2 separate regions of the Mus musculus genome follow, and region 2 is linked to region 1. A link is a loop called in an ENCODE intact Hi-C map of the cell type or tissue named here. Cell type or tissue: left cerebral cortex. All regions are shown on one strand. Links, peaks and the distances in the headings refer to the core of each region. The heading gives the core; the rest is flanking DNA. Region 1 has its middle 270 kb from the start of Gm25383. Region 2 has its middle 180 kb from the start of Gm32067.

What was found. A loop is a pair of places that touch in the nucleus more often than their neighbours do. Peaks named below come from ENCODE experiments on the same cell type or tissue, not always from the same donor. Only the 100,000 strongest peaks of a DNase experiment are listed, where the experiment ranks them.
Region 2: it touches region 1 in a loop (8-fold over the local background); 3 of 42 quality-filtered maps call a loop at or near these places.

Annotation. Positions count from the first base shown.
Region 1 is chr13:78,883,205-78,899,161 of GRCm38, forward strand. No RefSeq gene overlaps it. Among named protein-coding and RNA genes, the nearest start is that of Gm25383, 270 kb to the right of the region's middle. In left cerebral cortex, for the core only: no CTCF peak of the experiment used is centred there; DNase peaks (open chromatin) are centred at 8,250, 8,634 and 9,276; H3K27ac peaks cover 1,422 bases.
Region 2 is chr13:78,650,858-78,666,814 of GRCm38, forward strand. No RefSeq gene overlaps it. Among named protein-coding and RNA genes, the nearest start is that of Gm32067, 180 kb to the left of the region's middle. In left cerebral cortex, for the core only: no CTCF peak of the experiment used is centred there; DNase peaks (open chromatin) are centred at 3,357, 5,062, 5,539, 6,117 and 4 more places; H3K27ac peaks cover 4,939 bases.

The sequences.
Region 1 (15,957 bases), core at 4,321-12,320:
ATGAGAGATTTCTGCCTTTGAGTTCTGCTATGTAAACATGACAGATGGTTATATAAACATAGTACTTAAGTACTGTATTTGGCAAAGGAACAAGAAATATTATTTCAGTGACATTCCACATTCTTACTTATAAGAAAACAGGAAACTGTATAAGACATGAACTCCTTTCCCAACAAATCAGCAAAAACTTCACATAAGTAAGCCAAATACTTACGCTGATAAACATTTCTTGCTCTTATTTTGGGCAGACAATATGAACTCACCTGTTGTTTAGGAAAAATACGCTTAAGATATTTTTACAGTGTTGGCTAAATGTTTGGTATTTATGATGACTCTCTTTGTTAGCTTGACTGGATCTAGATTCATCTGTAGCATGAACTTGCGGACATTCATATGAGACATCTTTCTTGATTTGAGTACTTTAAGTAGAAAGATCCACTTTAAATGTAGGTGGAGCCTTCTGGTAGCAGCCTAGACAAAAGAACTCTGGAGAGGGAAGTTTTGCATTTTCCCTGTGTAACTTAACTTTTGTTGACCAGTTGATTCATCCTGATACTTGTCACCGACAGTAGAAACATACTCTTGCGGCTTCTGACATGACTGGTTTTCACCAGTAGCTCTCGCTGAATCCTCCGCGACTTCAACACCAGACTGGCACTTCTCAGATATCCAGTCTGATGTATTAAGCAACCTATAGAATGATCTCAACATCTCCAGTGTTAGACAGCTGTTGCTGAACTACCTAGACAGTATCATGAAGGACAATCTAATGAATCCCTTTTATTCTACCTATCAATTTTATTAGTTCTATCCTTTAGACAACACCAACTCAAAGGTAAATTTTGAGAATCTGAAGACACATGAAGTATTACTACTACTACTACTACTACTACTACTACTACTACTACTAATATTACTACTGAAGTAACTCAATGGCATTTTAGTAATAGAGCTATCCTCTTGTCTACAAAGCTGTGTCTACAAAGGATATACTCTAAGACCCTCAGTGGATGCCTGGAAACTACAGTTAGTACAGGATTCTATATATGTTGTATTTGCCTATAGATACATATCTATGACAAAGCATGATGTCTTTTCTATCTTAACCAAGCATTATTTCCATATAATTCACAGGTTTATTTATGGCAGAAAAACCAATGCACATTTCTTTCATTCTTCTTATAATTTCATAGATGAATTCATTCTTACCATGTATCCCAGAGAATTCAGCATACATTATTTATTTTCTTCAGCTGGTGATTTTCATCTCTGAAGTGAAGAAAACATTTGCCTAGCTTCTCTTTGTCATGGAGAAATTGCCAGTAGTAGTTCTTCAGCATCTTCATAAGGTAAAGCAATGGTCTTTGGATCACAGCAACTGAACCCATGGATAACTCACATCCAGAGCAGGATGGGCTGAATTTCCATCAGAGTTTTGTTACACTCTTCAGAGTTCCATGCAATTTAATACAGTGAATAATTTCTAGAAGTTTCCACTTGATAGCTTTAGTAAAGGAACAGAAACTACAGAAAGCAAAAATAACAAAAAAGGGGAAACCATATGCCACATTCAAGAGGGAAAATTGCTGAAGTTATTCAGCAGAAATCACAACTGAATGTGGTTGAAAACTCAATCATATATAAGTTGTAAATGACTGTGTAATTGTGAAGGCCAAATCTGAGGTCATGAGGAAGGCAATAAAGTCTTTATTCTTAAGTACAGCATCCAAGAACTCAGTCAATGAATAAAGAGAATCTGGTCTTGCTTTTCAGTAACAGTAGAAGTTACTACTGCCCTGGTATTTGGTAGTGATTTAGTGCAATTTTTTTTAAGTTCCTCTCTTCCAGTGAGTGTTTTGCCTACTGTTATCATGTCTTGTATATACCACCTCCTTGGTAATCTTTCAGTATTTAGTCTGGGAAGTGAAGGGAGCTCAGGAAACGGTGATCTTGAACACAAATACAAAGTTCTCTGTATTCATGCTGTAGATGTAATAGAGATTTATATTTCATTACAATTCTTTATAACTTACTTTTATCGATAAACCCTTCTCATAATTTATAAAGAAACGATTTGTAATTGAGGTCCAATGTTCTAAATTTCAAGTATCTTGGCAACTATTTTTGTTGCTATTACTGGCTGTTTAAGGTATTGAATTAGAAATGGACCAAAACACGGATAGTAGGTTGGGCTCCTAGCATATTTGTGTGGAATCAGAGTGCTACGGCATTGCTCAGGAATTGCAAGAGTTTGGGAAACTTCATTCTCCTCCATGAATTTTAAAGTGTGTGCAAGCTTCACTCAGTGAACACAACTTTGAAATGCTTCTAATTCCTGTATTATCAATGAAGGTAGATAGACCAGAGACTGCAAATAGAATTTTACCTTGGGGAAATGTACTGCTGTGCATTGCAGTAACTGTATACTCCATTTCTGCCTCTATGTTTGAGAATTAACAACATGTTAACAGGACTATTGCCTATTCTGCAGCATTGCTCAGATTAGGCCATTAAATATTGATGGAGATACTTGTTCCCACACTTGAGCATCAGAAAGATGGAATTAAATGTAGTTTAACTGGCGTTTGTCGTTCTTCTTGGTAAATAGAAACCTGGATCTGAGTGTACAGAAGGATAAGTATTACCTGGTACTTAGCTCCATTTCCAAAGCATCATTGATCAGAAAGTGCTGTTTGCAAAAATGTTTAGTAAAAGTAAAATGAAACAATTGCGCTGAATTCTTGTTCAAACTTACTGAACCTGAATGCTATAGAAGCATGCACACATGATTCCCCATCATTGGTTGAAGTGTTTCTATTTTAAATTGTTATTCACATGGTGAAAAATATAAAAGATTTCAATGGTTTCTTCTACTTTTAATAAATAATGCCTTAACAGAATTGCTGATTAGTCGAGTATTTAAGGCTTAACTCTAGTGTAAGGGCTTTATCATTAAAGTTAACTGTATGTCTATGTTTTCACAAGACAATGAGATTTCTTGGACTATAGACTCTTCTTCATCTTAACCTCGGTGCCTTAGAACCTATAAGTACTAATGGATTGGACCTACATGTTGCAAGCCTTATTGTGTTATTTTTACTCAGTTATAGAAAGGTGTTTTGCAACTGAATATTGTTAGTATTGAATGACTATATTAGAGCCTAGGGAGGTAGTTGAGATTATTGATTATTGAAAACAACATGTATCTTTTTTCTTCTTTTAAAAATTTGTTGTTTTATTTATATTTCAAATGTTATGCCCCTTCCCAGTTTTCTCTTCACAAACTCCCTATATGCTCCCCCATCTCCCCTTCTTCTATGAGGGTGTTCCCCTACCCACTTACTCCTGCCTCAGCACCCTAGAATTCCCCTACGATAGGACGTTAACCAAGGGCCTCTCCTATTGATGCCAGATAAGGCCATTCCCTGCTACATAAGCAGCTGGAGTCATAGGTCCCTCCATGTGTACTCTTTAGTGGGTGGTTTAGTCCCTGGAAGCGTTGGGGGGGAGGGGGTTTAGTTGTTTGCTATTGTTGTTCTTCCTTTCCTATGGGACTGCAAACCCCTTCAGCTCTTTCAGTCCTTTCTTTAACTCCTCCATTGGGGCCCCCATGCTCAGTCCAGTGATTGGCTGCTGGCTTTCACACCTGAGCCTGTCAAGGTATAGCTATATCAGGCTCCTGTCAACAAGCACTTCTTGGAATCAGCAATAGTGCCTGGTTTTGGTGTCTGCAGATGGGATGAGTCCCGAGATGGAGCAGTCTCTAGATGGCCTTTCCTCAGTCTCTGCTCCAGTCCTTGTCTCTGCATTTCCTATAGACAGGAGAAATTCTAGATTAATATGTTTTAGATGGGTGGGTGACCCCATCCCTCAACCAGGACTATGCCTATCCACTGGATATGATGTCTACAGGTTTTCTGTTCCCTTTGTTGGGTATTTAGGTTAATGTCATCCCTTTTGGGTCCTGGGAAACTCTTGGGTTCTTGGCATCTGGGATTTTCTAGTGGCTACCCTCAGTTCCCCCCCTCCCCTTTGCCTCCCAGATCCCTCCCTCCTTTTACTTCCCTTGATTATTTTCTTCCAACTTCTGAATAGAACTGAGGCATTCACACTTTGGTTTTCCTTTTTCTTGGGTTTCAATTTTTTTCTTTTCTTTTCTTTTCCTTTTCCTTTTTTTTTTTTTTTTTTTTTTTTTTTTTGGCTAATATCTACTTATCATACAATGTGTGTTCATACCATGTGTGCTCTTTTCTGACTGGGTTACCTTACTCAGGATGATATTTTCTAGTTCCATCCATTGGCCTCTGAATGAAGTAATTTTTTATTAGATATTTTCTTTATTTACATTTCAAATGTTATCCCCATTCCTGGATTCCTCTCTGAAAAACCCCTATCCCCTCCTCCTTCCCCCTGCTCACCAACCCACCTAGTCCTGCTTCCTGGCCCTGGCATTCTCCTATTGCTTTTAATAGCTAAGTAGTACTCCATTGTGTAAATATATCGCATTTTCTGTATCCAGTCCTCTATTGAGAGACATCTGGGTTTTTTTTCCAGCTTCTGGCTATTATAAATAAGGCAGCTATAAACATAATGGAGCACATGTCCTTGTAATATGTTGGAGCATCTTTTGGGTATATGCCCAGGAATGGAATAGGTCAGTCCTCAGGTAGAAGTATTTCCAATTTTCTAAGAAATCACCAGATTGATTTCCAGAGTGGTTGTACCAGCTTGCAATTCCAAAGGCCATGGAGGAGTGATCCTCTTTCTCTACATCCTCGCCAGCATCTGCTGTCACCTGAGTTTTTGATCTTAGCCATTCTGACTGATGTGAGGTGGAATCTCAGGGTCATTTTGTTTTGCATTTCCCTGATGACTAAGGATGTTGAACATTTCTTTAGGTGCTTCTCAGTCATTCGATATTCCCCAGTTGAGAATTCTTTATTTAGCTCTATACCCTGCTTTTATTGGATTATTTGTTTCTCTGGGTGCTAACTTCTTGAGTTCTTTGTATTTTTTTGATACTAGCTCTATATTGGAGATAGGGTTGGTAAAGTTCCTTTCCCAATCTGTGGGTTGCTGTTTTGTCCTATTGATAGTGTCCTTTGCCTTACAGAAGCTTTTTAATTTTATGAGGTTGATTTGTCAATTTTGGAAACAATATGTAATTAAGATGAGTTGACATGTACTACCATGTGATTTGGGGAAGATTATTTAAATTTTAGTCTTTAGGTTTTCCATTAGTGGAAAGGGTAATTTGAATCTCATAGTGATGCTTTAAGGATTACATAAAGCATTGATTGAAAGTTCTATCATTAGTCATCGGAAGATATTTTCCACAACAACAGTCACATTCTTAAATTATATAAAAATAAATTGAACTATTTCAAAAATCTACTCAATGGGTCTGTCTTTAATTAGAATATATCTTAGATGTTTCTCCCCACCAGGGGATCAATCCCATATACAACCACCAAACCCAGACACTACTGCATATGCCAGAAAGATTTTGCAGTCAGGACCCTGATATAGCTCTCTCTTGTGAGGCTATGCCAGTACCTGGCAAATACAGAAGTTGATGCTCACAGTCATCTATTGGATGGAACACACAGCCCCTAATGAAGGAGCCAGAGAAAGCACCCATGGAGTTAAAGGGATCTGCAACCCTATAGGAGGAACTACGATATGTACTACACCCCCAAGCTGTTTCTCTGGTTGCACATGTAGCAGAGGATGGCTTAGTCAGCCATCAGTGGGAAGAGAGGCCCTTGGTCTTGTGAAGATTCTATGCCCCAGTCAAGGGGAATGCCAGGACCAGTTTGTGGGAGTGGGTAGGTTTTTTTTGGGAGCAGGGCAGGGGGAGGGTATTGGGGGCTTTGGGGATAGAATTTGAAATGTAAATGAAGAAATATATATAATAAAAAAAGAATATATCTTAGAACTATACTGTGTAGAATACAATAAACAAGGAATAAATTAAAAAAAAAAAACAGTGGAAGTGTCCTGAAAATTTAGTACTCACTGGAGAATTACTTAATTAATTAAAATGGCTTTCAATTCTACATTTTCATATTTATCTCTATTTGTCTACACCTTTGAGGTTCTTCTGACTTCTTGGGTAAGCTGAATAAAACTAAAATTAAACCAGAAAATATCTGATGTTTTTGGTAATAATGTTGCTGTAAAATGTGTTTGTCTAATTGACACACTGAATTAAATCCCAGTGCCTTTGACTGTTTTTGGAGGTATTTTATGCAAATAAGCAATTAAGTTAAAACAAGGTTGAGAAATTACACTACTCTGTTTTTGATTTACATCCTCCTAAGAAGAGGATTGTAGCAGGCACAGAAAAGACTCCTGAAAATAGAGGGAGATGCCTCATCTTGTTATTTGCCAGTCGGCTTAGCAAGGGGAAATCTAATCTGGACTTCTAGCCTGAACCATTGTGAGAAAATAAACAACCTTGTTGCAACCACCAAGTATGTAATATATTGCCATGACAGCCTTGGCAACTGTACATATGTAACTGGCAACCATAAACCAGCCCCATTTTAATGTTACTTTTTAAACGCTAATCAAACAAGTGATTTTAAAATCTCTTAATAAACAACTTTAAACTGGGAGCAGATTGGCAGATGGCATAGGAAAATAAATGGATTTTTCAATAAATGAACTGGAATTTAAACCTTTCAGTAAGTTATTTGTGTAACTCTCACCTATGAATGTCATTGACTTATTTTAACAACAAAAGTAATGCTGAAAATATTTTGGACTTATCTTTATACTCAGTCAAGTGGGCTCTCAAGGAAATCAGTGTGACTGTATTATAACCACTTTTTATTGTGTTGCTTAAATATTATTCACTGCTGTCGCTGAAAGTTTTGTTGATTATGAAGAGTGAATTCATTTTCAAAGAATGATGACTTTTTAATATAAACTTTCCCCTCCAAAGGAAGTGTCAAAAAGGTTTAGTCTTTTAGATTAGGGTCAATTCTGTGGGCACACTATACATGACACACACACACACCACTGCCAGCCTGGCACACATGTAACATCTGTCCAGTCCACTCTCCTCGGGATCTTTTCTCTGGTAGCCATCTAGGTTCATCTTGATGCTACTGTATTTCTCAGAGTTCACCGTCCCCTTTTCTTCTCTTGACTGACTCTGCTTAGGTGTGCTTTTCTAGAGGTGCCAACTGAGTACCCATATGCAGGCTACTGTCAAGCTACTTTATTCCCATTTCTTTATTGTTACATCCACACAGCTTCCTCTCTACATTTCATCTCTAGATTTTGTTTTATTGTACCAGCAATGTTTGTTTCTCTGCTTTGCATCTGAATCAGTTCGAGGGAAGGCAGGTATTTTTAGCAAATACATTATGATAGCTAAGCAAAGACTTGGATGTTTAGTTGTCTGTGCTGAAATATCAACATTATTGAAGACTGCCTATGGGTGATTTGATGAACCCTTAGAACCTCCTCTTTATTCTTTTTAGAACAGACATTTCAATGGTATCAACACTGCTGGCCATTTTGAGACTAAATAAAATGATATGTGGAAAGCTGTTTGCTGAGAGTTTGGCACATATTAGGTCATCAGGAGGAAGTGTGCTACATGTTAGGACATGTAGTTACTTACACTTTTAGAGGATGGATTTCCAAGAAGAAATACTTTGTTTCAGCAAAGTCCAAATTTTCATGCAGAATCTCAGATGTCCAGGAGACCGAGGAATTCAGAGTTCAAGGTCAAGCAAAGCCCTGCTAGCTGGGCCTACAGAGTAAGTTTGAAGTCAGCCTGGGCAACTTGGTGAGTTAGAGTATAGGTTAGCCCACTATACATTAAATCTCTACTACCACGAGGAAATACGATCACCACGATGTTAATATAGTTCAGACTTGTTGCTTACTTTAAGAAATAACATGAAGGTGAATTTCATATATCTGCATACATTTGGTCAAAAACCATCAATAGCTGTTTTTTAGCTCAGGAAGTAGTTCAGAAAATTACCATTCTACATTTGTTTCTCACTTTAAAATATATGAATATATGTGTGTGGCTGTGGCTGTGGGGGGGGGGGGCGCGGGGGGAGTGCATGTGTGTGGTTCCTGGTATGTGGGAGGCCTGCGTGTCTGTGGCTGAGTGTGGATCCTGTTCAGGTTTGACTGCAGATACCCCTGGAGCTGGAATTAAAGGTTGACATGGGCTACCTGATATGGGGACTGCGAGGTTACTTCAGGTTCTGAGGATTTCACTCAGTTCCTATGAAAGAGCAATTCGTGCTATTACCCACTACATTGCATCTTAGTCCCTACCATTTCCGTTTTAATGTGAGTTCTCAAATGTCTGTACATGAATAGAAGGAAGCCTGTTCGGTATTTTACTATATTCCATTTTACTAATAGAATGATTTGGAGAGATAAGAGGCAGAAAACAATTTCATGAATCGTACTTGCCTGCTCGTGTGTTTACTAATATTCACAGTATCAATAGCCATCAAGTCGCTAACTTCTCTCACACTCAGTGAGTAAGACAACATAAGTTCAAAAGATCTACATCAAGTAAACCTGAAAGCCTGTCTGTCCTCTGTGCGGTTGGGAACCTACAGATTCACTTTCATTCAGACATTTGAAACATTTCTTCATACTAATTTCAAAAAGGAGTCACTATTTATAGTTTCATTGCATAGGAGAACACGAATTCAGTGGTTAGGGCATGTGATCATGTCCAAGTGTTTGGTGTTAACAGGCCTTCATGGCAGGTAGCTCATACTCATGCTGAATAGTAGTTATGTTAATATTTCAAGCAAAGGGTGTTACTAAAGATCAATTGAAGTCAAATATTAGAAGCTGGACGTTAGATATTTCTAAAACTACTTTTTGAGCTGTACTTAATGCATCCAGTCCAGTTATGCAATTCTCTTTTGGACTATATTGAATTTCTAGCACCCAAACCAGAAAAGAATTCTGGAGCAAGAAGATATATCATTTTCCTTTGAACTCTTTTCCAATGTAGAACACTTCATTCACAATCATATAAAGATGTCTTTGTATCATACTTACTGTAATAATAGACCGGATAGATTCTTGGTAAAACATGAATATTTTTAAATGCTCTATATGTTCTAGCTCTAAACTGCATGCTTTAAGCATATTGCTTTGAAATACTGAAAAAAATGCATACTGAATTTTGATGTGTTCTAAAACCGTCATGAAAATTAACATCTTCCCTCAGCCCAGGGCCAAACAGATTTTTTTTTTTTTTTTTTTTGCAGGGCCAAATTAGAATCTGCCTACATGCTTCAGATAAAAAAGGTAGCAAGCCATCAACTTTTTAAAGTCAGAAAAGGCAAAAAAATTTACATGGCTCTCTTTTTATGGTGAGCCAAGTAGCTAGGGAGGGAAATAAAATTTTAGTTTAACCTTAACCCTCCAGAGTATGTGAATATTAAGAAATAAATTCCAGAATGTAAGCAGGTATTTTAAATTCTATATGAAATACAGTGCTTTTATATAGAAATGTAAGTTAGTGAGCGTAGAACCTGAAGAACATTTAATAGATCTCTCTCTCTCTCCCTCCCTCCCTCTCTCCCTCCTTCCCTCCCTCATTCTATCTATCTATCTATCTATCTATCTATCTATCTATCTATCCATCCATCTATCTTACTATCTATCTTTCTATCTTACTATCTATCCATCTATCATTTATCTTACTATCTATCTATATTTCTATCTATCATCTCTCTATCATTTCTAATTTATCAACTATCTATCCATCTATCTATCTTACTATCTATCTTTCTATCTTACTATCTATCATTTATTTTACTATCTATCTATATTTCTATCATCTCTCATTTCTAATTTATCAACTATCTATCTATCCATCCATCCATCCATCTATCTATCTATCTATCTATCTATCTATCTATCTATCTATCATCATCATCATCTATTGTTTGTCTATTATCATCAATTTAATCTATGTATCTCTATCTAACATCTATCTACCTATCTAATATCTATCTTCTATCACTCATCTATCATCTATCTGTCTATCTATCTGTCTCTATTTTATCTGTCTAATATCTATCCACTCACTCACTCACCCATCTATCTTATCTCATCCTCTTTCTCTCTCTCTCTCTCTCTCTCTCTCTCTCTCTCTCTCTCTCTCTCTCTCTCTCTCTCTCTCTCTCTCATCTACCTGCCCCAAAATCAATAATCTATGGCTATAGTTATAACTATCTTTAAGGTTCACATTTTAGTAGTCTTAATGTTATCAAAATGTAGAAGATTAGAAGCCAGAACCATAAGTGGCTGATTATATAATACTACTGAAAATTTATAGGTGAGATAAAAACATGAACTACAGTAGGAATTAATAAAACACAACAAAGAAGGAACCCTCATTGCACTGTGAAAAGTGAGACCCCAGAGAAGGACTGCAATAAAGGCTCTGGCAATATGAGGTTGTGACCATGGAATCTGTATCATAGAGATATATGGATATACCTACATATCAGGGACAAGTTTAGCACTGAAGAAACATTTATTATCCCCAATTGCACAACACGAATTTTTCCAAATATTGAAGGCAGGATATTAAGAAGACACTGTCACTGCTGTTTTGAAAACCCAAAGTACAATGAAGGAACAAGACAGATGAAGGACTCATGGCTCATGAATGTAACCATTGCATTCTGGAGGGATGCAGGAAGGTTATGGTCTACATCATTATGAGTTCAAAGCCAAACGAGGGTCAACTAGGTTACATAGCGTCTCAAAAGACAAACCAAAACATATTAAAAACAAAACAACAAAACAAATACAGCCAAACAAACAAAAAAACAAAACAAAGACAAAAACAACTTACAAGTATAGACAATAAATAAGAATCAACACAGATGTTATTTTAAGACAATTTGCATTTTATTTCAGTTATACAATAGGTTAGTAAGTAACAGACATTTAATTTTTTATTTTAAAATTAAGAAAACTGAAGCTAGGAGATGATAAATTATTTACCAAAGATTATAAAACCAATATTGATGCCAACAGCCAAGGAAGTGGCAATAAAATAGCTTATACAAATATGTATGTATATATATATATATATATATATATATATATATGTGTGTGTGTGTGTGTGTGTGTGTGTGTGTGTGTGTGTGTGTGTGTGTATGTGTGTATTCTCTTATTATATACAGTATTTCCCCATTTACATACATGCCATAAACAAGCCTTAAGCATTCTTCCATCTAGGTTTTTATTTGTGTTGTCACAACTCACCATACCGAAAAGAATTTGTTCCCTTTGAATTTTTGTCCATTTATTAAGAATACCTCAAATTCTATTCCACAAGTTCTTCTCTAAAGACTCCAAGTGGACATAATCTCTTCTTGCTTGCTCGAGAATGGTTAACTGTGTGTGTGTGTGTGTGTGTGTGTGTGTGGTGTTTACTTCATACGATTTTATAAACTATAATACTGTTTTTATTTTTAATTTAAGCCATTTATGGAGTATTTCCTGTTAGTATAAACATGGTAGAATTTATTATCACTTAGACCATTATTTATTTGTGCCATGGCTAGGAAGTGTGATTGCTTCTTGTAGTTCCATTAGTTAGAATCTGATCAGAGTTATGACAGGAAATCGACTCTGCTGTCTCCTATTGCAACCCTTTTACTTAGAACTCTTTGGCAGTGTTATACTCTATGGGTCTTCTTTTAAGTCACTTCTTTGTTTACTATAATTAGACCACTTCTCCATTTTATACCCTTTCAATATGATTGTTCTGTCTTATAATGAATCATTATAAAATATGAGGATCATCTAGTTAATTGGAATTGTTTCCTATACAGTGATATTTTATGATATCATTGACCAAGTAGTGATCATTCTTTCTCAAGTTTCATCAATTTACAATTCTAGTCTGATATGAAAGTCATACCCAAAGCCAGAGATTCTTAAAACAGGGATATCTTCCTTTTCTGCATGCCCTGTACTGTGGATTGGCTCAAGGTAGTCAGGTGTCTATAATTTGTTTAAGTTTTAGAAACTATATTTTGTACTTCCTATATATTCAGGTAATAATTAATTCATAATCAAATTTCTGACGGGGTTGAAGACTAGTTATAGTCTCATAATCAAGCTCAACTCGTTTAACATTGAGAGAGATGATACAGATGTGAAAGGATGGTTCTCAGATGGCAATGCAAGTTAACAGAACATAATTCATATATAGAATTATCATCTCTTTAGTTAAGAAAGATGGTGGAGCCTTTTATCTAATTGACAAATATTATGGACTGGATGTTAATTTTATATCATACTTTGAAATTTACATAATTGCTATAGTTTTGCTCAGGTTTAGTCTGAGAAAAAAAAAGAACCTTTACAATTGGACAAGAAGGGGAAATGAAGTGGGTCTGGTCTAATGCTCATATTATAATGCTAATTTTGGTCCCCAAAACTGCTTACATGATTGCCTATATATAAGACACTGCCTCCAGTTGATTCCAATTGGTAAACAAAGATGCCAGCAGCTAATGGCTGGGCACCTCAAAGAGAGGCAGAACTGTTAGAATTCCTGGGAGAGAGAGAGAGAGAGAGAGAGAGAGAGAGATTCACCATTACTCTGAGGTAGAGGGATTGGGTTTAGGAACTACAGAGGAAAAATCATACAAAATGTAGGTGGAAGGGGAAAACAGCATTATGAGGGAACTACCCAGAAGGTAACAGGGCAGCAAAGAAAAACCATAGAATTAGAAGGTGTTTTTTTTGTTGTTGTTGTTGTTGTTTTGGTTTTTTTTTATTACATATTTTCTTCAATTACATTTCCAATGCTATCCCAAAAGTCCCCCACCCCCTCCCCCCCACTCCCCTACCCACCCATTCCCATTTTTTGGCCCTGGCGTTCCCCTGTACTGGGGATATAACGTTTGCCTGACCAATGGGCCTCTCTTTCCAGTGATGGCCGACTAGGTCATCTTTTGATACATATGCAGCTAGAGTCAAGAGCTCTGGAGTACTGGTTAGTTCATAATGTTCCTCCGATAGGGTTGCAGATCTCTTTAGCTCCTTGGATACTTTCTCTAGCTCCTCCATTGGGGGCCCTGTGATCCATCCAATAGTTGACTGTGAGCATCCACTTCTGTGTTTGCTAGGCCCCGGCCTAGTCTCACAAGGGACAGCTATATCACGGTCCTTGCAACAAAGGCTTGCTAGTGTATGCAATGGTGTCATCGCTTGGAGGCTAATTATGGGATGGATCCCTGGATATGGCAGTCTCTAGATGGACCATCCTTTTGTCTCAGCTCCAAACTTTGTCTCTGTAACTCCTTCCATGGGTGATTGTTTCCAATTCTAAGAATGAGCAAAGTGTCCACACTTTGGTCTTCATTCTTCTTCAGTTTCATGTTTTACATATTGTACCTTATATCTCGCTATACTAAGTTTCTGGGTTAATATCCACTTATCAGTGAGTACATTTCATTTGAGTTCTTTTGTGATTGGGTTACCTCACTCAGGATGATGCCCTCCAGGTCCAACCATTTGCCTAGGAATTTCATAAATTCATTCTTTTTAATATCTGAGTAGTACTCCATTGTGTAAATGTACCACATCTTTTGTATCCATTCCTCTGTTGAGGGACATCTGGGTTCTTTCCAGCTTCTGGCTATTATAAATAAGGCTGCTATGAACATAGTGGAGCATGTGTCCTTCTTACCAGTTGGGACATCTTCTGGATATATGCCCAGGAGAGGTATTGCGGGATCCTCCGGTAGTACTATGTCCAATTTTGGGAGGAACCACCAGACTGATTTCCAGAGTGTTTGTACAAGCTTGCAATCCCACCAACAATGGAGGAGTGTTCCTCTTTCTCCACATCCTTGCCAGCATCTGCTGTCACCTGAATTTTTGATATTAGCCATTCTGACGGGTGTGAGATGGAATCTCAGGGTTGTTTTGATGTGCATTTCTCTGAATTAGAAGGTGTTAATCCAGGAGTAGTACCAGAGGAAATATATGTTAGCCATGAGGAAGATAGTAGCCAAGGCATTTCGAAAATTAAATGGTGTGTGTGTCTGTCTGAGTGTGTGTGTGTGTGTGTGTGTGTGTGTGTGTGTGTGTGTGTGTGTGTTTGTGTGTGTGTGTGGTATCTTTCATTAGCAAATCCAGAGGACTCTTCCAGGTGGCTGGAAGTTTAACAAGTTCGCTATTACAATTGTCTACTTTAGCTGATTGGGAAGTGCACAAGCACCCCTGTCTCATTGTTAACTTTGAATTCCTTTCCAGATAAGCTCCCTCTTTAAGGTTAAACTTTCCAAGGCTGTAAAACATCCCCAATGTTCTTCATAGTAATACCTTATTTATTGTGCTGCTGAAGTCAAATGACTACATAAAAATCATATTGGCTCCCTTTCCTCTTTTGTACTGTATTTTGTTTTCAAAACTGCTTCAAATTTTTGGAGAGTAAGTCAGAATTTGGGAAAGCAGAGTTCAGAATTTGAAATCTAGCACTTAATAGTTACATTAAATATGAAATTATAGTGTGTTGTTCTTGGTTGCAATTGCCTAAATGTAAGATTTATTATTCTATGGGAGTAACCATATTATGTACAATAGAAATATAATAGAACCTTGTGCTTTGTTCATTTAGAAGCAATATTCTTGGTGTGTCAACTATGAATGTGTTTTATGAGAATACTTACAATCTGCTATATTAAATGCAAAAAGACTTAAAAAAAACGATGTAGCAAAAACTTTCACTTTTATCTGAAAGGTGAAGTATAAGAAGACTGAAAAACTTTTCATTACCCATTAATGTTAATATTCTCATGGAATAAATTTGGAGGAAGAAGAAGTTTCTATAACTTTGATGATAGAAAATATAAAAATCCTTATGAATTGTCTTAACTCACCCCATCTTCATTGATGATTCATGCTTTATAGTTATTGAAAGGAGAAATATATCCTTTACATGAATCTTTCCCATTCAAAATCTACTTTGTAAATACTTAAAGTATTCATTATAATATGAAGTGATTATTAACATGAAACAATTTAGTATTCTATTATTTCAAAATGTCTCTTTAGGACTTAACTAGAAGTTTTATATCTGGAATTATTCTGGTTAATTAAAAAAATGAAGTCAGGAGAAAGGAAGAGCACAATACAGTTATTCCTTTCCACTTCAAGACTTTTTGGTGCTAGGTAACAATGTTGGTCTTTTTTAAGTGACATCAGAAGATTCATTGAAGTCAGTCTTTAACATTTAGCTGTATGGTATTAAGAGTACTTACCATAGGCCAGCTCATATGAATGAAGCCTAACAGGGAGAAGGAGGAGACATATTTTGGAACTTATAAAATTGGAATGCACAGGAAGCAACCTAAATAAGAAGAGTTGACAAATCACTGATCAGAAACATAATGGAAATGGAATCAAGTTTATGGGATATTTCCATAAATTCTGTAACACTTAGGGAAAATACCTTTAAAAGCTTTGAACAGTTCATAATGTGAGAAGTTTCATTTATATCCTACAAACTAGCCTAGTATAATCTGTCATAGGTGGACATGTGTTGTTTTCTGGCTTTTGTTTTTGTTTGTATAAGTTAATGAATTGTATTTATATCATTTTGTGATGTAGACCATATGGTTTCATATATGAGGAATGCAACTGTAGGATGTAAATATTAACTATTCTAAATAGAGATCATCCTAGAAATTTTGGTTTTATTGCCTCAAAATAATGAATCTCAATTTCAGATATGGTGAAAAATAATCAAAAGAAATGAAACCAGGCAAAGTTCATTGAGAATGCTCTTTTGAACATTGGTGGATTTGGAAAACTATAATAAATATGTTTTTGCTTCTGTCACATGCCTCAGTGTGATTCTTTATCATTTTTCTGTTTGAAAGCTAGAAGGTTTTTTATCTTTTACTTTACTTATGT
Region 2 (15,957 bases), core at 2,815-10,814, 230 kb before region 1:
ATGCAGCCAGAGGACCATGGAGAAGTCAAAATACCATTGGTAGTAACCAGCTTAACCTGGACCCCAAAGAGCTCTGCAGCAGCCAGGGCTCCAAACTGTGCCTGCTGTGCTAGTGTATTGCCTCAGTATCTACCAATTGGTCAAGGTCATTAATTTCAGATTCTTTTCAGCCACAGCAAGTCCCAGAGGGCCAGGTTGTCAGGAGTAGTGAGCACTGGAATGCATTCCTAGTGTAAGAGGGTATCTGAGCAGCACATCCTAGCTTCAGAGCACTGCTAGCAACACATTTGAGTTCATGAGTACATAGCCTATTCAAACCACATACTATTCCTGGAAGATTTAGTTATTTACACTTTCTGACTCTGTTTCTGTGTCTGTTTCTTTTTCCCCCCTCTCTCTTTTATATCATGTTACATCATATCATATCGTATCATATCATATCATATCATATCACATCACATCACATCATCGTGAATATCATTGAATGGCACAGAAGTAGGAGCTAAAGAACTGGGTTCTAATTTTTGCTCTGTTGTGTGCTAGACTCCTTTGTTCAATTTACATAATGCCTTGAGATTCCACTTTCCCTTTTCATGCTTTGACTGGCTCTTATTAGATGGTCTGTATGGCTGCTTTCAGTTCTACAGTTCTATCTCTACTTACTGCATTAGCTTTCCAGAAGCCAGCAATAACTGAAGCAAACATATTTGAATGCTTTTTAAGTAATGCTGGAGATAACTTTTTGCAAGCTTTAGTGGCTTTCTTAAGCTCTGTCAATAAATCTTGATGGGATACGTGAAAATTCACACAGCTCCAATATCACCCACATTCTTTGAAGAATGAAGCTGTCCCTTTTTTCCCTTGAGTGTCTTTGGTATACATAAAGTTTAGAATACTTGACACTTCTCATTCTTTCTGAGCACAACTCATGCATATGTTTTGTTTTAGAAATTGTTTGAGATAATTGCTTTCAAGGCATCATTGGTACACTTTGAGAAGACAGGGTGTTAATTAGAATAGATAATTTTGAGAAAAGAAAAAATGGAATGGGAGATAATACTCATAATTCTTATTGGAGAACTAAAACTGATTTTCATACTATAAAGCCTAAGGAAATAAACAAAAAAAGAGAACACACAATTAAATGATTTAAAATTAAACAATAACAACAAAAGAAGTGGAGGTATTGGTAGAATTTAAAATAACTGAATATGTACACAGTATTGTAAACTTTAATAAAATCTCACAACATATCTTAACAACAGAGTAAGAACTCTAAAATGGAGCCAAGTAAATACAGAAGTGTTTTAAGATTTATTTTGTTGAGCTGTGGCAAATGATTCAATAAGAACAGTGAATAACTCTATTGTCAGTCATGTCTGGCCTCACCTCTATGATTTCCCAAAGTAAGCCTGTGGTCGAAGCTGCTTGAACCATAAATAAATAACTAGACATACCTTCACTCTAGCTTCCATACCTGACTCTCGTTAAACCCTATCAGCAACTGTAGAGAGCCAAAGAGGCAATTTTAATAAATATTTCATTCCATGGGAGCCCATTTGCTGGTATTTCCAATAAATAAGTACATTTTCTCACTGCACGGACACTACAAGTAAAATTTCTCCAGCTTCCATTCCATGCTTTCCTGTCTTCTCTGAGGAGGTCAGTCGTTTTTGTTTTCCAGTGTACAACTTGATTATTTATTGGAGGAAAATGTTTTAAAGCAGGAAAAGAGGGGAAAAACCAACCAAATAATTTATTAAAGATTGTCTCTTGGCAGATTAATCTCTACCACTTGGCCTGGGTTCATTCCAGAGTGAGCAGAGTGGTCAAGCTTAAATCGTATGTCTGTAAGAAGTTGCATAAATAATCCAAAGTTCTGCAAATCTCTTTGCACTTGGCCATCTCCCTGACCTTCAAAGAAAATGTCAGAAAGGTAGTAAGGAAAAATATAGCCTAAGACTACTTAGTATTTTATAAGACTACTTATGGTATTTTCTAATAAATAACAAGTTTTTGCATCTTTTCATCCAAACACATTTATCAGTTGGGACACTCTAGGTAAGGAAGAAGAATTACAACTCCCATCCTCTGCCCTGAAGTAGTCTAGAATTACCATTAGAAAGGTTCTAAGTCACAGTTAGGAGTGAAATTCAGTCAAAGTCAGCTCTTACTTCATTTTCTTCTTATTACTATTATTATCTTCAACTAAGCTATGGATTAGTCCAGTTTTTAAATTGCCCCCAGAACTGAGAAGCCATGTGTAAAAGAGGCTTAAAGAGGCAGTTTCTGAACACTTCTAGTTCCCAGTTGCTTAATCTATGTCTGGGCCTTGGTTTACAGTTTTTGGAGCCCAAGAGCATTCTTACAAACCTTGTGCTGTCACTTCTTGCTGAACGATTTCAGTCTAAAACTCAAGTGTCATTCCCTCTTAATACTTTCTAGAAGTTTTGGCTGGTGGCAGTACCAATGCTTGAATTCCCCAGACCAGAAATTAAAATTTTCTTAAATCTTTGTTCTAATTTATTATAGTAAATGTTCTGTGTGCTTAATATATCTGCTGTCTTAGTTAGGGTTTCTATTGCTGTGAAGAGTCACCATGACTACGGCAACACTTAAAACGAAAAACATTTAATTGGAATGGATTACAGGTTCATAAGTTTAATTCATTATTATCAGGGTGGGAAGCATGGCAGCATCCAGGCAGACATGGTGCTGGGGAAGGAGACGAGAGTTCTACATCTAGACCTACAGGCAGCCGGAAGAAGGAGAGACTCTGGACCTGACTTGAGCATCGGAAACCTCAAAGCCACATCTACTTCAACAAGGCTACAGCTTCTCACAGTGCCACACCCTATGAGCCTAGGGACCCAGTTTTCATTCAAACCACCACATTTGCCAAGTCCATAGTTTATCACTTTTGATGAAAGAAGGAATGTTTTTTAGGAAAGAGGTCTAGATGTCTAATTCTGTAGCTCTGCTGATTAGACAGGGTCTAACAGTTACAGTTATTTTCAATTTTTAAGGTGAAGTATACTCATATCTGTTCACTGACCTTTTAGAAGTTTTGATAAGGAAAATGTTAGTGTAAAATTTAGTTGACCTCCTGGATATGTAGTAGAAATGGAAGTGATTAATTTACTAAATCTTTTCCCATCACTTCAAGAGATCAAGAGACAAAAAGAAGATGCAGTTATTCACTAGCATTACTGCTAAATGGCAATTCCAGCATGCATCTACTCATGGTTCAATGTATTCAGAATCTTTCAAGAGACCACAGAGAAGAAATTATTCACATCTTGTCAGGCAGTCCACATCTGCTGTGGGCTATGCCACCAGAGCATCATAGGTCTAAAAGTAGATTTAACATTCCCTAAGTTTAAACTCCTTTCCTGTGCCTCCTACTCTTAGTGACAAGCATTGCATCCATTCATCTCTCCAAGCTCACATCAAGGGTAGTTTTAACCTGCCCTGTTTATAAAGACACCAAACTCCTTGGGGTTGTCTCCTACATATTTTATGTCTATTCATTTCCTCCTCATCTGTATTATTACCTACCCCACTTCAGGGTCACACTATCCTATTCTTGCATTCTGCCATAGCTTCTTTAATCATCTACTCATCCTCTCCTCATTGATCCCCTTTCCTTTAGTTATGTCTCTATTCCAGGTCAAGGTTATTTTACTGAAATGCAAATCTCACTGCCTCATGACCTTGCCTTGAAAATACTGGCATAAGTATTTCCATAAGTCCTTTGGAGGGCTTAAATACAGTTTATGTGGTTTGTCCACTCTGAAACTACCACTGAAGTTTGATTCTTGCTATGAGATATTAAGAGAAGGGACCAGGAAATGTTAAGAGGTGATTAGCGCTCCTCCCAAAAGAATGGGTTAGTATACACATATGATTAACAGATTAAGGTGCTATTTTGGTAGTGGACCTTCTATAAAAGTAAAAAAGTCAAACATTAGTTTGCTTAGGCCTGAACTACCCTGGCATTTTGTCAGCAAGATGGCTATCACCAGATGTGGCCTCTTGACCTCACATCAGAACCATGAGCCAAAATAAACCTCTTTTCTTTATCATTTGCCCGGTGTCTGGAACTGTGCTAGCAGTGACAGAAAATGGATTAAAGCATTCCTATATGGTCAAATTTCTGCTAATGCCTATAGCTTTCCTCTCTCTCTCCCTGTTATATGTGAAAAGCTTATAAATTTGAGCAATTACTTCCAGTTTCAAGAATGTTCCTTGAGTGTACATTCATAACATCTTGTGGGCCTTCCTGGGTTACTTTATGTGAACTTGATAAACTTGATAGTTCTCAGTCAGTCTTTGGATTTCAGGATAGATGTTGGTTCTACTGACATTTTTTTCTCTGTTTGACCAAGTTCTGAGAGTGTTGTGTACTTCTGCCCTGTTGATGCTCAGTACATTGTTTGGTACTGCCCTCCACTCCCTCCCTATTTCCTTTATTAGTACTCTACAAAAACAGGGGTTATGTCTAGCTGGCTTAGTATTTGCCACTGTCCATAGGACATAGAAAACTCTCAAATGACATTGTTTATTTTCCCTGGAAAATAGTGATACAGTTAAATAATTATACTGGATATCAGCAATTCCACACCCCTATCCTATTCTCAATTGTGTGATATGGTTGTCTCTATTCTCTCTATAAAATGGAATACTAATATCTACCCTAAACTAAATCAATATTTGCTTAAAGATAAGAAGCATCATTCACACCCTATAAAATGCAGATTTCTCTGAAAATAAAAAGTATTAACACAGTGGCTATGCTGTTACAGTGTCATGTATGTTGAGTAATTTAGCACTATTTGAACTCTGCCACTAAAATTCTTATCAGATGATAAGCATATGGCTGTTTAAATGTGTGCAAAATTTTAGTAATGTAAAACACAAAAGAGTGGTTGGTTTAGGATGGTTTCAGGTGGATAGCTTGACTCAGCTTCCTGTGTTTTCTCATCTTCCTGTAAGCTAACTTGGGCTTGCTCACAGAGTGAGGGGAGGGGGAAGCAGGATTCTGAGAAACAGAAAGAATGACATCTTTCTTAAAGTCAAAGACTAGAACTGCCATGGTGAAGTTTCACTGCATTTTAGAAGATAAAGCAAGTCTAGTGTTCGCCTGTTTTAAATAAGTTTAAATAACTACCCGTGGTGGGGAAAGCTCTAAAGACATTAAGAGGTGTGGGTACTTGGAGGGTGATCATTGTGTCCATCCAACAGTTTTCCACACTCCATCAGCACTTTCTTTTAAGTATTTACTGTCACAAATCTAAGCATATTGCTTCTGAATCTAAGATCACTTACCAACTCCTCATTGTATGTAAAATAAAGCCTGTCTTCACAGCAAAGACCTCTGTGAAGTTCCCACACCGGCCTCATCTGCCAGGTCCTTTATGTGCTAGGAGTAGAGCATTCTCACACTTCCCAGGCTCCTGTTGTGTTAATTCTGTCCCCTGTACTTAATGTGTTCACTCTGTCTGGAGAACTGCTCCTTCTTGCCCCAACAATCTTACACATTCTAATAATAACAACAATCCTACTTACTATGTGCCAGGAACTAGCTGCTCTAAGCACTTTATATGGATATAGGTTTTCCTTATGAAGAAGGTACTATTTTCTTCTTGTCACAAATAAGGAAACTGGGGCACTGAGAAGTTGAGCAATTTGCTTAAAGTAACTCAGCTAGAAGTCTGGTTTCAGGCTGGAGATCTGGAGTTTGTGCCTTTATCCTCTAGAAACTCCCACCTTTGCGACCTAACTTAGTTTGCTCTATTCTCTTACACACCTTGACATTTAACATATTCAGTGATTAGTTTTAGTGTTGGATGTTTTGAGCTATCACTTTCTTATGAGCACAGACTATGTATCACCTTTGAAATTATCAAATGGAGCACACTATCATGTCTGGGTTGCCTTCTTCAAACTTATCAAGATGTGCCTTTTGCGACATTAAAAATTTCTGCTCCTTTTCAGAAGAAAAAAAAAATCAGAGCAAAAAACCCAGAGTCTATGAGTCCTGACAGCATCTCCAAGAGAGAAGCAGTGAGTGGGAGCTAGACTCCCTTTGCAAACAGGAACTTCAGGCATGTGGAGATGAAGTCACCAACGACACTGCCAGTATTCTTTTTTTGGTTTTCCAATTCCTAGTTTGTGTTCTGTCTACCAAAAAGTGGTGTTTGCCTATGAAGTGCCTCTGATGGTTGCTTAATTTCTCCTAGAACAAAGCTAACAAACATAACAATTAAATTAAATCACCCAAGAGGGACACAGCTTTCCATTCTAAAGTTCTGAGGGAACAAACTTTTGGGGAAACTTTTCCCCTGGGGTGCAGTGCTTTCTTCCCTTTCAGTAGAATATATTGTGTCTGATGGAGCAAAAAATTGTTTTTAAGAAACCCTGCACCAATCTGTCTGCCCCAGCTCAGACACACGCTCACACTGAAAATTAAATTCACAGAAATGAGAGAAAAATCAAAGGAAACAAAGGAACATGTCTTCTGCTTCCCAGACATGGCCTGGTGGGTGACAGGATGATGAGGAGAAATGATAGGGATGAATTAATTTGCTGTGCCTTCTTGCTTACATCACCAAAGCACCGAGAAAGGGAGCATTCTACACCTTTTACCTGCAGGGTTTTAATCCACAAGAAGCTGTAGCAGAACCCATACAGTTAAGTAGGCTTCCCTTTCCCCCTTTGTTCCAGCTTGAGTTTCATGACTACCGTTTCCTTCATTAGCAGCACTAACTTCTTAGATGTAAAGTTTGTTTGAAATGGTAACTACCAGGAGATCATGGAGAGAGAAGGAGAAATTAAAGGAGGCTTACGGAATAGGACCATTCAAACACACTCATAGGAGAGAGATTTGATTCTGCAGCAAGAATAATCTCTGTAGCCCTTTAAAATGTTGCTTCTTCTTAAGTGCGTTTGTTTATTTGTTTGTTTTTTGGGTATGTGTGTATATTTGGTGTAAATTTTATCCCTTCTTAAATAGTGATCTTTAAATTCTAAACTATTTTGACTGTCTTTTAATCAGAAATACAAATTGAATATGAACATTTGAGATGAAAATTTATTTTGCATTGTTTTGCTTTATAATGACTTCCTAATTTACAGCCTTCCTTGGGTTATAGCTCTCTAAACATCATTAGCAAATATAACTGGGTACTTGACAGAGATGTTGGCATGTCCCGCAACCACACACGTAAGGTTAAATGTGGATAATGTATATGATCTTGCAGATGCTGACCTTTCCTAGTAATCTATTTTTCTTGAAATGATTGCATTTATCCTGTCTCTGTGACTCAAGCATTTCCATGTGTGCGTGTGTGCGTGTGTGAGTGTGTGTGTGTGTGTGTGTGTGTGTGTGAGTGTGTGTGTGTGTGTGAAGTGTATTTATGAACACCAAGATTTTACTGATTTGTCATTTCGCACTGAGGAGTGGAGAGTTTGAGGAGCTAGTTGCTCAGCCTCTTTGGTCACCAAGAATGCCTGTGAAACTGCAGATGAACTGGCAATTAAAGCCGAAGCTCTTCTCCACCGTCTCAGAGTCTTCCGCCCGATCCCTTCTCACCTCTATTCTCAGAATGGCTGGTTTGTTATGAAACTAATTCTTTTCTAGGCCAAGTTTCCTTTGAACAGGGTGCAAAGGCATATGATCCTGTGGATTAGAAGTGGGTTGTCATCAAAATGATACAGCTCTGTTCTTCTCTGTTCCTTTCTTGGAATGGCTGAGAACAGACTTGCGAAGAGAAAAACTTGTTGGCGTTTGGGAGCTGCCAGGTTTTAGAGAGCCCAATTATGTCTTTTTTGAACTAGCATTTCTTTAATAGAGTTTAATTTTAAAATGTTATTTTTTTCCAGTTTTTGACATTTCTTTCAGTTTTTAATTTGAAGAAATAAAGATATGTTTACTCATTGGTAAAATAAAAAAGGACTTAGTGAGTAAGCAGGGCCAGCAGTCCATCTGTGTTCAAAGCTATTAGCCACCAAAGGGCTCGTGTGTTCTGAGAGGTGCCCTTCATACTACATCTCTTTCTTGTGCCTTTGCTTTAGCTCACTGCAGCCAGAATGTACTAGGCTTGGCTGTGGCATATCATCTATGACATCTATTTTTTCAGGCATATTTTCCCTATGCAAATTATTCCACTTGTGTTTTGTAGGCATTAATCCTCCCAGAGTAATACTGGTAACCGGAGTCTAGTACCCAGACTGGAAAAGATTGCTCAAGAATGAGCACACTATAAAGACCCTTGAAGAATGTAAAAGTATATGTACTTTAGAAAAACATTTGGTCTTTCATAGGAGGCTACAAAACATCGTTTGCTCTCCTTTTCCACTGGAGCTGGAGTAGGAGAATAGGAAGTATGACACGACTGATCCTCCAAATCTAGACTTGAGGCAAGTTCCTGAGAGAGGATATGAACTTGTGAGAAGGGGGATAGAGAGCCTAACAATGGGGCTGGAGAGATGGCTTGGCAATCAAAAGCACGCACTATTTACTCTTTCAAAGGACTGGAGGTATGTTCCTAGCACCTAGTCCATAGCCTACAGTTGCCTGTGACTCCAGTTCCAGGGGATCTGACCACTATTTTCTGACCTCTGGTGGCATAGGCATGTGAATGTACTTACACACACACACAAGCATATATACATATAAATAAAATAATGTAATATAATACATAAAAATAAAATCATTTTTAAAACTGAAAAACATGAGAAAACTGGGCCTTGGTAACATACTTATACCATTAGATCAAACTTCACCTAGTTTCATGTGAACATATCATCTACATATGATGTAACTGCATGAATGTCATACAACAATATGACTACTTTTATAGATTTTTGATTATCATCTATTTTGACTTAACTCTCAGTGCCTTTTCAGTGTCAGACTCGCAGGGAAGTAATTGAAACTTATGAGCCTTCATTCCAGTTTGACTTTTCCCTGTACAAAGGACAATTTCCTCTCTTTCACCTTTGCTGATCTATGGACACACTAAGTAAATCCATTTTCAGGGTACTCCATCTTAGAGTCGTCTTCCTAGTACACTCCAAACATGCAAAAATATCTCTTTTCAGGCAGACTAGATTTCTTTGGGATCAGCATCGACAGCACAGTCTCTCCACTTAATTAATGGTTAGTGAACATTGATGAAGAGGGGGTGGAAAGACTGAAAGTGCCACAGGACTAGGAAGTCTGCTTCAATATTGTATCTTCTAGCCATGACAGGAAAGCCACAGTACTCAAATCCCAATAATATGGCTGTTTCTACAAATCCCAAATAATAGCAACACTAGTTGACATACCAATACGAATGAAAATAAAATCTCATGGGGCTCCACCCCCTGATGAAAAAGAACGGGCTATTAATGACCACCAAAAGAGGGAGATTTAGTCTTCCCCATAGATGAGCCACCTAATTGTTATCCAATACCAAATAGTTCTGACTGCATTTGTGTGTGTGTGTGTGTGTGTGTGTGTGTGTGTGTGTGTATGATAGTGTGTATGTGCATGTGTGTGTAAAAAGAACATGACTTTGAGAGGAGTGGCAGAAGACATAGTGGAGAAAGGAGAGGGAAGGGTGATATAATTATATTTGAATTTAAGAAAACAACAAAATAAATAAACAAAACATTGTTGCTGTTTACTGCTTTACAAACATCTGGAAGTTTACTTGTTGCATTTACTCCACTACTCAACAATTACTCAGTACTTTGAGTTATCTCATTAAAAGACCAAAACTAGAGAAGATCAGGGTAAAATATTATCTTCTAGATTTATTAATCAAATTTATTCTTTATTTTAAAAATTCAACTTATTTGTGTGCCCATGGTATTTCATTTAAACTGATGTGTACTTCCCCTTTGGCTTTTCTCTCATTTCTGTGCAGCCATAGATCAATTTAACTTGTCCTACATATTTTTTGCATTTTTAGTAATCTTTTGTAAATTGAACCAATTTTTCTTATTTTACTCAGCATGTTCTGATTTATATTTTCCATTGTATGGATATACAACTTGTATATTTATTCATTGATGGCAGCTTGTGTTGTTTCCAGTGTTCCACTATTATAAGACTGCTATGAGAATTTTGAACACGTGTATAGATATATGCTTTACTTAGCTTGGCTACATAACGGAGAGTAGAATGATTATTTTTCAGAAATCTATGTCTAACATTTTATGAAGATGTAAAGCTATTTTTAAGTGGTTCCATGGTTTTATATTCCTATCAATAGTAGTTTCTCCATACCTTTAACATGGCTATTTGTGTGTATCCATATACATGTCAATGTGTGCATGTGCAGTGTGCATATGGATACCCATGCATGAGGAGCGTAGAGGGCAACTTTTGGTGGATTCTGTACTCACTTCCCATCTTTCATTTGAGACAGGATCTTTCATTTGCAAGGAAGCTTTGACAAGTAGGATAGAATACTATCTGGCCAGGGAGGTCTCAAGGATCCATCTGTCTCTGCCACCCATCTCATCATTGCAAGAACTAGATGCATGCCTTCATGCCCAGCTTTTTACATGGATCTGTGGGTCCCAAACTCAGGTTGTCATACTCAAAGGGAAACACTTTACTAACCGAGACATTCTCTCAACCTATCTTCCTTTAGATCTTTTCTTACCTTGGGCCTGGACTGTCTCTTTATATATTAACTGTTCTCCAAGTCAGCAATGTCATTGTAATGGTTTTAATTTGCCTTTCACTAATGACTAATGTCACTGAACATCTTTAGATATGGTTTTCTAGTCACATGTTTTCTCTGGTGAAACATTTGTTATTTTGTTTATTATTTAATTTGGTCACTTGCTTATTATTTTAAGAGTACTTTTGAAATAATATATTTTATGGGCAAATACTTTGCCAGATATGTGTTTTGAAAACAGTTTCACCTAGACTGTAGCCTGTTTTCATTCCTCACTTCTCATACCAATGCATTTCAAAGAGTATAATTTTTTATTTCAATTAAATTCAATGTATCTTTAAATGGTCTTATAAGCTTCATTTCACATATACTTTAATTTTTCATTACCCAAAGCAACAATTATTTTCTTCTAGAAGTTTTATGGTTTTAGGTTTCATATATAGTTCTTTGACTCATTTATCTTTAATTTTTATGAGTTAATTTTTATGTATTATACAAGACATGTATTGAAATTTATTTTATTTTTGCATCTGGATACCCAAGTGTTCTAGCACCATGTGTTAAAATCATCCATCTAATTTTAAAAAATGGTGCATGTAATTCCAGTAGTCCATAGACAGTTTTAGGATAATCATTCCTAGTACCTGTTAAAAAGAGTATTCTTAAGTCTGACATTATCCTACCTAATTCATGTCTGATGAGAGGCATCCTCAGAGATTCTTGTGAATACTAATCCTTAGGAACAATGGACATGCGCTATCATTAGCCATTTATACTTCAAATCAGCACCATCATCATCTGAGCTCAGAAAAAAAATGTAACTTAGTAAAAGTTTAGTGCAACTTTACCTGTTTAGAGAATAATTTCCCAAAAAGTATGGGCAACAGTAAGGTTTATAAAATGTCAAATATTAACATATATCTCAATGTATGAAAAAATTCTAGACATCACTCTTAAATAGCCTGAAAATAGGATAGATAGTAGTGTTCAAAATATTTTTGCAAAGGACAAGCATTTAATTTTATTTTGTAAAATATATAGAATAAAAAATGAGTAAAAAGTCAAAGCACACATAAAATGGAAAAGTCATAAAGGACACCATTAATTGTGTCAAGGGGCTATTGCTTCAATTCCATAAAATTGTTCTAAAAATATTTTTCATAATGATGAAGAGATCCTTGCATGAAAAAATTCCATACATACAAAATTATTTGTCTTTAGATGCACAAAATCAACTTTTGGAAAAGGAGCTGAAAGCAAATACAGAGAAGTATGCCAATGGTTCTGTTCTCTGTCATGGTAGAAAAAGCATGCTTACAGTCATACTGTCTACCTGCAACAGCATATCCAGAGGGTTAGAAGAAGCAGCCAACATCTCACAGTGGAACAGCCTCTGTGTTGGGTGGTTTTACCAGAAGGTGGACTGATGTAAGAGTTTTGAGTATGCTTAATATAAGATCAACTAAGTTATGATGCTTAACCAGTTATAGACAATAAATGCAGATTTTATCTGTTATTTCGATCTCTGGTGAGTTTATTGGGATATAACTTCATCCCTCATAAGCTGTTATTCTTGGATGGTATTTTCTAAATTATCTACTATGAATCTATACATACAGTTGAAGTAACCAGAAAAACAAAAATTAAAAAAAAAACAAATAAAACATATGTTAAACATTTGCAGGGATTATAAAGATATCTAAACCAAAAGAAAGACACTGGGAGGAATTAAAGACAAGGTTAGGTCCCATGATTTAAATGAAAAAGAAGGCAAAAGTTTACTGACTAAGCAACTATTAAAGATTGCTTTCATATGATAGCACAGACTGAGAGGACTAGCAAAAGCATATCTGTGTCATGACCTGTTCTGATCATGTTTACATTCCACTGAAGTCGAGTCCATTCCTTAACTTATAAGGTGAGCGGGATGTGGAGGACAAAGCTCATAACCAGTTCCACCTGGCTTACAAAACATCTGTCAGTTTGTCTTCTTTCCAGTGTTACTCTGTGGTCTAGTCCTCCTTCTACACTCTAGAAAGTACCTCTGAAACATTTAATCCCATTGGAGACCCACTCATATCTTCAGGGTTGTACTCTGAACTGAAGTTGAACTCTGACAGCTTCGTTCCCATGACATTCAAACAATGCTACTTTTTGTTTTGAAGAACTGCTTTAAAAATCTCATAAATGAACTCTGCATGTTCTTGGGTATCAAGTAGCACTTATAAAGAACAGTCCTGAATTTTAGTAATTCTGAATAAACAAATGATAGAGAGACAGAAATGTATAGATTGTATATTTTGGATTGCACTCAGATTCAAAAACAATAAAACTGTATTTGTTTCTTTAAAGTCCAGTGCCATAAACTCAATTAAAATTGCAAAAGGAGTATTGGAAGACAAAAGCGGATTATGATCTACAAAAGCACATTAAATAATTTAAGAAAAGTAAACTACATTTGTAAGTGAAGCTGGAGAAATCTCAACAGTGCTATGAATTTTATTCTAAGAAATTTCGGCATAAACTTGTTATTTATATGGTTCTATAGTTTTATCTCAGGTTACGCAGATAAATCTATATATGTGGGACAAACATTAGATCTTGAATAGAATCTCCAGAATTAAAGTAAAAGAGGAGGTTCATGGGCATGCATTTGTGGTCCCAGAACCCGGGAGGCAAAGACAGGCAGATTTCTGGTTCTTAGTGCCAGCGTACCTGTACCTAGTCTAATTGACAAGTGCTAGGGCAGTGAAAGACTCATCTGAAAAAAGGTAAATGATATCTGATAAAGTCAAATTTGTCCCCTTCCTCCATTTAGACATGCACACATGTATATGTGCACCTACGTGTACATGAGCACCACACACACACACACACACACACACACACACACAAATACACAACTTTTGCAAAGTCTTAAGTTTTTGTTCAGCCATAAAATAAGTACCATCAAACAGTGATTGATTAAGCAAAGCATGCAGAATATATAAAATAAAATAAATGAAAATGTATGTTTACCTAGGAAAAGTTTGCTTTTCAGGTTTAAAAAGACAATAATGCAATATGATTGAAAACTATAAAAATTAAGTTAGCAAGAGGCAAAATGTTTCTTGAAGGAATCCAGGGGAAGTTAAAAAATAGGCTTTAAGACTGATCATCAAAAATGTTACCATTTTATGGTCTCTTCCAAAGTATTGACAATATAGAAATGATGACCATCCTAAAACAAATAATTAAATCCTAATAAGACATGAGATTGGGCCAAGTAAATGGCCCAAATGGACTCACTGGCTTATGCTTTAGAATATGTATTGTACTGCCCTGCTATGAACTACTCACATGTTTGACATACTTGTATAAACTTGTGTGAACTGCGCTAGAAATGGAATAGAATGACCAAAAGCATGGGTTATCATTGAATAATGAAACTTTGAATCCTAATAATGTATAGAAACAGATTTCATGTCCACATTTTGGGCCCCGAGAACCTTATTTTCTCATGTATTTCTTACTTAGCTTTTAGAATTTTTTAATTCACATCACATTTTAAGACTCTTGAATGTGCAAGCCACACTCTGTCAAGTTCTCCCTTTATAGCGCAATCATCAGCATAATACATGAGGAGTATTCTCACCTTAGTTTGAGGGTCTTTTCATAGAGACAGGCTTCAGTTTCACAATGATTTGACTAGATATGGATGTGTACCTCCTATTCTGTACCTAACTCACTCTACATCTGCTCAGACCTATACTGAGATGGACATTAGGGCTGACAATACCTGATTTTACACCTAAAAGAAAATTTCCCAGCTGATAATGTTAGACATTATTTTAGAAATGTGAGCAAATATGTTTGCTGTTTCTGTTTCCCCAGGCTTAAGAATTATACGGTCAGATATGTGCTTATTTTCTTGTGAACATGCAAATTATCAATCTTAGATTCATGCATAGAGATAATTTCAAAGGAAATGTTTTGTTGTCTTTAAACATTCCATTCTGAGGGTGAAGTCATGTGTCCAGTACTTTATTAAGCACTGGGAGAAAAGAAAAAAATGAGACTAATATGATTTCCAGTAGCAGCTACACTCTTTTATATTTGGCAGCATGTGATTACATTATTTTGTTTCATTTTTACTGGGACTCCGCAAGGCAGATATTGTTTCCTCCGTTTTACAGATGATAAAAACAGAATTAACAATGCACTTGCCCAGATTTTCATTTTTAGTAAGGCCAAGAGTATAACTTCAGTGGGCTTTGGCTCCTAGGCCTTTTTTCTTTTTGTTGCTCAAAAGGATATTACTTTTTTTCCTAATATGTTTACCCCAAGGAGAAATCAAGTAATTATTTTAATGTAAAAAAAAAATCTCTTTAGTTCAAACTGAAGAATTCAATACCTTGTCTGATTTTTACTGGCCATTTCAACACTACAGAAGCAAGAAATTGTTCAGTTCAGGGGAAAATTCACACACCTTTGGATTCCATCTTTTGCGCAGGATTAATAGGTGAGGTTGGATTTGATTTGCTCCATGACTAAACTTTAAAATTGGAATTTCAGATGGATATGCAGTCTCACTCTGATTCCATGTCTCCTGTAATGATGCCTAATGGTTATGCCAGTATTGGAAATGCACTTAAAGTAACAACATGCCCTTTTATCCACTAACATCAAACCGAGGTCTTCTTTGTTCACTTTTGTTGGATCTCTAACCTTTAAAGGTGAGTCCAGCAGCTGCAGAAAGCCTGAGCTTATTTTATGCCCCTGGCAAGACTTTCTCAAGTTCATCTTTTTTTTCCTTTCTCTCAAAATCTGATGAAAAATGAAATGTCAGGAAAACAAGCTCTTGGGCTAAAAAACCTTGTGTCTGTCTCTGCGACAGATGTCACTTTGAAAGGTTTCAGGTCACCTGTCAAAAGCAAGCCAGTGTGAGCTGTGCTCACATGGATGGGACCTCACACCAACGCTGGAGGTCTGCTCTTTCAAAATCTTTGGCAAAAATGTAAATGGTTGGAAGTTATTGCCTTTTCTATTATTAAGTTGTTATTAATGAGATAAAGTAGGTTGAAAAGGTAAAGGTTAAGGAGGAGGGAGGGTAGGGAGGGAGGGGAGACAGAGAGAGAGAGAGAGAGAGAGAGAGAGAGAGAGAGAGAGAGAGAGAGAGAGAGAGAGAGAGAGAGAGAGACGTTTTACAAGGGGGAGCTCGACCTTGAGGTGACCTGACCTTGAACCAATCAGCATGCTTGTAATCCAAACACAGATGCCTGGAGCCAAACAAATC